3 separate regions of the Mus musculus genome follow, and regions 1 and 3 are each linked to region 2. A link is a loop called in an ENCODE intact Hi-C map of the cell type or tissue named here. Cell type or tissue: left cerebral cortex. All regions are shown on one strand.

Region 1 (2,500 bases), 58 kb before region 2:
ATTCCATGCATGTATCTGTCCAGGTTCTCAGTGTAGGCAAGTAGTCCAGTTTGGCTCTTTGGAGCAATGCCATCTGTCCCAGTGTCTACAGGACAGGTGTCCTTAGTGAGGTGTACGGGTTATCGTTAGAGCTCTCTGTGCCTCTCTTCACAGCTTAAGGCTGCTGGATTCTTAACTGCTTTCTCGAGGAGCTTTGCTTCTGGATCCTTGGTCTTGGGGGATGCTTACTTGTGGCTGCCTCTCTAAAGTAAAGTTTCCAGGGCTGACGGCTGATGGTAGATGTGGACTGGCCAGGGAGGAGCAAAGGTGGCTCTTTCTTCTTACCACTTGGACATTCAGCTCCTCCTGGTGTGGCCAAAGGTGCTCGGAGCAGTGTTGCACCTTTTGGCTGACATTGACGCTTAGAGATGATTAAAATCAGACTATTGGGGCTGGGGAGACAGCTAAGTTAGTGAAGTGTTGGGTGTGTGTGTGTGTGTGTGTGTGTGTGTGTGTGTGTGTGTGTGTGTGTGCAGCATCAGGACCTGCGTCCAATCTCAAGAATCCATCTATACAACCCAAGCCTGTGGCACATGCTTGTGATTTCAGGGCTGCTTTCTGCATTTGTAAAAGAAGCTAAAAATAAGAGCACAGTAATGACAAACATTGGTTGTATTGAGAGGTAGGGTTGGGGATGGGGGATGAGTTGCCAACTTTCTGGGAGGGAAGAACCATGGAAATATTATTAAAAAAAAACAAAAAAAAAATAAATAAAGCACTTTTCAGGCCAGAATAATGCCAGAAAATGGAGCTTCTTAGTCCCCAGTGGCATGTCTGAAAAGTGCCACTTTATTGCTTTAACATTGCATAAGGGACAACCAAAGAGGGGAGTGGTCTAATAATAAAGAACGCAGGGTAACTTAATGAAACACATCTCCATATGTCTGTGTGGCAGGATGACATGTGGGGGCAGGAAACATTGTGTCGCTTAAGACACAGACCTGCAAGGGCACGTTTTGGGGGATAGGGTGTTTTTGGAAGCTCTAGTTGGCACTTCCTCCCTGATTTCATACTAGGTTGATATTTCAGCAAAACCCTGCCGTTTATAAATGGAAACCACGCCAGTGTTCTACTCATGCCTCCCCCGTGTATTTACTACTGAGAATCCACACATAGGGAGGGGCTGAGTGGGATGCTGCTGTCTTGGTTTATGTAGCATCACTGTCGACATCGCCAACATCTTCGTCAACATTTCCCAGGCAGGTCTAGGGGAGGAGGGTTGAAGTTCTGTAGCCCTCAATTTTCCATTGAGAATCCACACAGAGGGAGGGTCTGAGTGGGGTGCAGCCATCTTGGTTTATGTAGCATCACCACCAACCTCCCCCCAATCATCATCTTCATCAGCAACAACAAGAACATTCTTCTTCTACCTTCTTCTTCTTCTTCTTCTTCTTCTTCTTCTTCTTCTTCTTCTTCTTCTTCTTCTTCTTCTTCTTCTTCTTCTTCTTCATCATCATCATCATCATCATCATCATCATCTCCCAAGCAGGTCTAGGGGAGGAAGATGGGTTTTGTTGTCTCAAGTTGCTCACTTCATAGGCAGCCCCCATGGCTCCTGGGAGCCCGCTCTCTCTTCCCTGGAACCTAAGGGGCTGCCCCCCACAGCCGAGGCCTAAGCTGGCTCTGTGCTAGTATTTTTTGAACTATACTCATTAGAGTCTCTTGGGTCCGATTGCCCAGCCCTTGCCATATCAGACAGGGCACTTTTATCTTCTTTCAGCAATAAACACTGAATTATTCTGAAAACTCATTAGAGATTTTCACCTGCAATAACATAGAAACAGAATACACACTAAGAAACACAAAGTGTTATAAATATGCATTTCCACCTACGGAAAGTACAGGCAGCAACTCAGTAGTATAAAAATGTTCTGCTAATTGTGCATGGTGGCACACACTGTAATCTCAGCACTTGGGAGGCTGGAGCAGGAGGAGCAGGAGTTCAAGGCCAGTGTAGGCTGTATGAGACCCTGTCTTAACAGCAATAGCAATAACAAATACCGGAAACAGAGTGTAACAATAAATACAATGATCCACTAACTTGCAGACCTTCAAATACCTCTTGTCCTCACAAAACTTGGCATTTATCTCATCTTACAGGTTCTCAACAGTTTAGTTGTTATTGCTGCTGCATTCAGATTTTTTTCCTGTGTAAACTATAAAGGGAGAAAAAGGGGGGAAACGGCAGTGTTAAACAGGATTATCTTTCATTCTTAGGATATTGACTCAGCGTTCGTTCGTTTGCCTGCCTGCCTTCTCACTTCCCTCTCCCTCCTCCTCCTCCTCCCCTCCCCCTCCTCATCCCCCTCCCCTTCTCCTTCTCCCTCTCCCTCTCCCTCTCCCTCTCCCTCTCCCTCTTGATCAAGATTCACTATGTAGCCCAGGTAGCCTTGAACTCATGATCCTCCTGATTTAGCTTTCTGATTGATAGAGTGAAAGGAATTCACCACCACACCCAGCT
Region 2 (2,500 bases):
TTAAGAAAATGCTGGGGTTGTGTTAATAGGCACGGTGTACCTTTGGGAACTCCGACTTCTCCAGTTTAGCTCTTATCATCAGCTTGCTGGGATCAGCAAGAGATCTACAACAAGAAACACCCAGTGTTGTCTTAAAACAAGATTCCCCACATCACAAGATACCTGACACCTTTCCTGTGCCTACTGTTTGTAAGTCTACACCAGGTCAGCTGCCAGCCTCTTAGTTGATCTGGTGTAACTAATACTGTAGGGAATTGTTTTTGTGAAGTTTAATACTTGACTTTTGAGGATTCCTTGAAATTCAATTCCTTGAAATGACTGGTTGAAGGGAGAATAAGGACGGAAGACCTTACCACGTGTCTCCAAATTGCCATCCTGGCAGGTCACACACTCTTCTATGGATATTTTCCTTCAGAGTAGACATCTCAGGGAACAGTGTAGCTACTCGATTCCCAGATCACATTGAGTCACTTGGTGTGGTGTCGAGAGCCAGGCAGTGGATGAATATAGCCACGTGCTCCTGAGCACTGGTAGATGTGGATTCAAACCAGGGTCCTGGAGTGAGGAACTTAGACCCTTCTCAGTCCCCTCATTCCTGTTGTGAGCTCAGCACTCGGAGTCCCACTGGCTTAGCTTTAAAGGCACTCAGGTGTGTCAGCTATGTGGACCCTCACTCCTGAGGGTTTTTGGGAGGCTGGACTGAGACCAGAAGCAACAAGCTCTGCAGCATCCCCAGGCCCCTGTGTGTGAGATGACAGGAAAAAGGGTCCCTACTTTTGTCTTCTCAAGAAACAAGAGTATGCTCAAATCATGGCGAGGTTAGCGCGCTTCTCTCCCATCTCGACTTTTCGTCTGCTCCAGGAGAAAGGGGGCGGACGCGGGCTGTGGTGAAGCCATCGCTGCCAGGATGCACCGCAGGAATCTGCAGGGCAGGGCTAGGACCCTGTTAGGGGACTCACAGTCCCGCCGCTGCGCACAAAGCCTGCCCTTGTCCAGCTCCTCGCTCCTCTGATGCTGCCCTGAGCTCAGACCTCCCAGCGTCCTGAAGGCTCCGGTTGTGGAGTCCGGTGTCCGGACCACGCCCATTAGGGGGACGTGCCGCTTGCCGCGGACTCAGAACCTTCCCCTGGTGTTGGAGCTTCCAACTCTGCTGGAATCTACTCTTAAGAACACTCGCAGTCTGTCTCAATCCCACTCGCAGAGGCGTTGGATCTGGTCGAGCAAAGACGCATTCTCAGCATGAGTCTGAGTGGGGTGGGGTGGGGGTGGGGGGCAACTGCCACTCACAGAGGTGATAGAGATGGTAAAGGTCATGGTCACCTCTGCAGTAGGTCAGGGTCCAGGGTTGGGCAGAGGTGAATACAGGTTCTCTGTCTCTCATCAGATTTCTTGCAGTACCCGACTGGGCAACCCCAGGACTCCTTGGTCAGACTCTAACTAGCTGTTTGTGCCTGGAGTCTTCGGGTGTGTGAGGGGAGAGGGGGTGGGGATGGATGTTACCCTGGCAACAGCCTTACCTAGTAGTCTCTCATATTTCTACTTATAACGCCGCCCCTCCCCCTCCCCCCACCCAAGCCCATACACACCATATCTTGAGGACCCTTCTGCCAGAGACAGGCAGTAAGCAAGGCACACTTGTGCTGAAGTCCCCATCTTACCTTATGCCCTACCACACACCTGCTTGGGATGCAGGCTGAATTCATCCATCTACTCGCATCTACCCTTAGCATCCATTTATTGATGCTACAGATTAAACAAAATGGGTGCTCTGAGAAGGTTGAATGTGTGCAGTGCAGTTCACCAAGGAGCTCCTTAATGGAAAGAAACAACGTGCTGAAGAGATATAGATAGATAAATAAATAAATAACCCAAAGGACCCAAGGAAAGAGGGCGAAGCAATGTGCAACACCAGGCACTCACTCCAGACCAGGAGGCAAACCAGACCCCACTGGAAACCAGGGCAGACCTGCCATTTCTCGCTGAGTCTTGTTGTTTTTGCTCAGCATGTTCAGACAAGATTTCACATTCACATCCAGGCTGCAGAAGCCTGGGCGGCAAGGTTGATACTGTTTTCCTAATAGGCTGGGAGCCTGTGGGTGTGGGGAAGGCAGGATCAGAGGCCCTGGGGTTGGAGCTGTCTGAACATACAACCATAGGCAGAATCCTCTGCACACAAACTCCACTCCCATCTTGTTATCTGGTCCTGAGTGTGTTCACATTTTTCTGCTGCTCACACACCCTTAATGGCTTCCCATGACAACTGTGCATCTTTCTCTCTTAGCATGTACTATGACAGCCAGGAACTGCTGGATACTGACTGTGAATCTAAATCCTTGACTGTTATAAAGTCTTTAGTAGGATCATGGTCCTAGGAACGGTGTGGTCTCTTTTAAATGACTTTTAGAAGATGCTTGAGTTCTTTTGTGATTGGGTTACCTCACTCAGGATGATGCCCTCCAGGTCCATCCATTTGCCTAGGAATTTCATAAATTCATTCTTT
Region 3 (2,500 bases), 69 kb before region 2:
AGGTCAAGATCAGCTGTGTTCTGGAAGCAAGGCCCTGTCTCAGGCATAAGGGTGGGGGGCAGGTGGAACAGTTCTCGACTCCCCCTGCCCTTGCAGAGCACAGCTACAGCATCAGCCACTAACCTCTCAAGGAGAGACTCAGGCTAGGAGAATCACTAGAAAAATCAGATTCCTGTCCCCATCGCTCATCCCACAGAGGAGGCTGGCTTGCCATATACAGTGTTCACCAGCTCCTTAGATGGCTCTAATTTCCAACCTGAAGATTACCCTCCTCTCTATAACAGTTCTCTTTCAGTGTCTGGTCAAGTTGGACAACATCCTGCAAGTTTTACAGTCATTCCAAAGTCTAGCTGTTCCCCTCAGCCATCGACATATAGAGGTAGAGGCAGGGAGGCTGGGAAGTAAGACAGCCCTGGCTTGGGAGATCAAGAAGGAGGTGGGGGTGACGGGATGAAGAATGTGAGGCCAAGAGTTCAGGCTCTAGGAAAACCATCTTCCTCAGGGCTGGGGTGGTGGCTGGGACCAGGAAGACATGCTCTTTAGAGCCTGGGATGCTCTGCTTGGATATTTCTCTCCTAAAAGAAGAGAGAAGTATTCCTAAGTGTGGCCCTGGAGATGAGTAGGATATGGAGGACAGAGCCAGACGGTGACCCAAGGGTGGATGATGGATGATGGGGGACCTGGGACTGTCTGTTAGGTTCTTTTCCCTACACCTTGATTATCTGAGACAGGGACTCATGTCGCCCAAGATGTTCTCAGATTTGCTATGTAGCTGAGCAAGACCTTTAGCTCCTGCTTCTCCTGCTCTTACCTTCGGAGTGTTTAGATTGCAGGTGTGCACTGCACACTCAGTGGAACCCAGGATGTCAATGCCAGGCAAATATTCTATATCAATTTTTTAAAAAGGTAAGATCTTGCTATCTAGTCTAGGGTGACTTCAAACTCAAGATCCTCTTGGGATTAGAGCTGGGACTATAGACCTGTGACACCACACCCAGCTATGGCTGAGTTCTGATTGGATGACACAGTGCTTCTATGATGCCCCCCACCCCTACGCCACACTGCCTTTCAGGTGGCTTGGGGAACGGCCCTAGAGGACCCAGAAGACTGTTTAAGCTGAGGCGGGGCTGAGAGAAGCTCCCCTTCCTTCAAGTGCCCCCTCCTACCCTTCTGACAGCTTACTTAAGGAGAGAAGGTCAATACTAAAAGCTGTCTGCTTTAATGTCTTATGATCCTATAAAATGCAGGTTCAGGTGAGCTATGAAAATCCATCCCTTTGGCTAGTAGCTTTCAGTTAGGCTTTAATTTAGTGTAACTTTATTCCTCAAAGTAGGGGCTTGGATAGGAGTTCCTGGTTCCTGTTCAGTTTTCTTTTCTGGAGCTGGGCTGGCCTCAGCTCTGGTGCCCCACTCTCTGACCAGCTCACTTCCCACAGGGATCCAACTTCTGTTTCTTCGCTGAGCTCTAGAGGGCGCTGTCTCCCAGAGAAGTAGAGAGAATTTATGGGCTAACAGTAGCTGCCATTTTGTGGGGGTAGAGGTAGGGGTGGGGTTGGGGGTGGGGTAGGGGGAGTCTTCTCTTAAGAAAGAATTTTAAAGTGTAGTAGTCTGTTTGCTCATCTACTCATTCATTCATTCATTCACCCTCTCAATTCATTCAGTCAACTAGCCTATCTTATGTGCCTCGAACGGAATTAGACACAGACATAAAATCCCTGCCTTGGCTCCCAGGTAACTCCATAAGGGATTTCATAGACAGTGGCTTCTTTCGGGGTCTCCATTTCACAGATAGGTAAGACAAAGCCCAGAGAGGTGAAGCTACTTCTGTCACACAGAGCTTGTCTCTGGTGACTCCAAGTCTGGGAATGCTTCTACTGCCAATCCTGGACACCTCTGGCTTCTTTTCAAGGTATAGTGACCTCCTCACTCTCTTCTGAGAGCTGTGTGTGAGAGAGGTACTGAGTGACACCCCCACCCTCCCCTTCCCCAGCTATGGCAACCAGTCCCAAACAGAAACCTCCTTTGGCTTGGAGATCACATGTTCTCACCTGCTGATGTCTCACCTTTCCACAGCAGGACCTTGAAAAGCCTCAAAGATAACAACACCTAAGATTTTACTGCAGGTCTACCTTGTGCCAACATCTTTATTTGCTTTATCTTGGACCCACAAGTCCATTTCATAGGTGCAGAAACAGGCCCACAGGGGTAAGCACATTTCTGCAGGTACACAGACAAGATTTCAATTTTCAAATGGGCCATTGAGACCCTACCTTCTCCTCACTCCCCATTTGTGGCCTGCTCTTGGCTGCTACCCAGACCCTGCCTCTTGCTTCTGGTTGACTCTGTCCATTGGTTTATAGCTTGACCCTTGACCCTGGGACTGAATGAAGCCATTTTTTTTCCCTCTCTCAGGTTTGGCACTAATGACATTTTGGATTCTATGCTGCATGTGTGTGTGTGTGCGCGCGCGCGCACGCGCGCGCGTTTTGGGGAGGTATCAT

What was found. A loop is a pair of places that touch in the nucleus more often than their neighbours do. Peaks named below come from ENCODE experiments on the same cell type or tissue, not always from the same donor. Only the 100,000 strongest peaks of a DNase experiment are listed, where the experiment ranks them.
Region 1: a loop joins it to region 2, with 2.3 times the contacts of the local background. A loop is called at or near these places in 2 of 42 quality-filtered maps.
Region 3: a loop joins it to region 2, with 2.0 times the contacts of the local background. A loop is called at or near these places in 2 of 42 quality-filtered maps.

Annotation. Positions count from the first base shown.
Region 1 is chr7:79,046,881-79,049,380 of GRCm38, reverse strand. The region is part of intron 1 of Gm26633 (predicted gene, 26633); the gene reads left to right. Among named protein-coding and RNA genes, the nearest start is that of Acan, 5.1 kb to the left of the region's middle. In left cerebral cortex, no CTCF peak of the experiment used is centred here; a DNase peak (open chromatin) is centred at 1,128.
Region 2 is chr7:78,988,992-78,991,491 of GRCm38, reverse strand. No RefSeq gene overlaps it. Among named protein-coding and RNA genes, the nearest start is that of Gm31213, 36 kb to the right of the region's middle. In left cerebral cortex, no CTCF peak of the experiment used is centred here; a DNase peak (open chromatin) is centred at 963; H3K4me3 peaks cover 366 bases.
Region 3 is chr7:79,057,709-79,060,208 of GRCm38, reverse strand. The region is part of intron 1 of Acan (aggrecan); the gene reads right to left. Among named protein-coding and RNA genes, the nearest start is that of Gm26633, 5.6 kb to the right of the region's middle. In left cerebral cortex, a CTCF peak has its summit at 1,457 (motif pointing right); no DNase peak of the experiment used is centred here.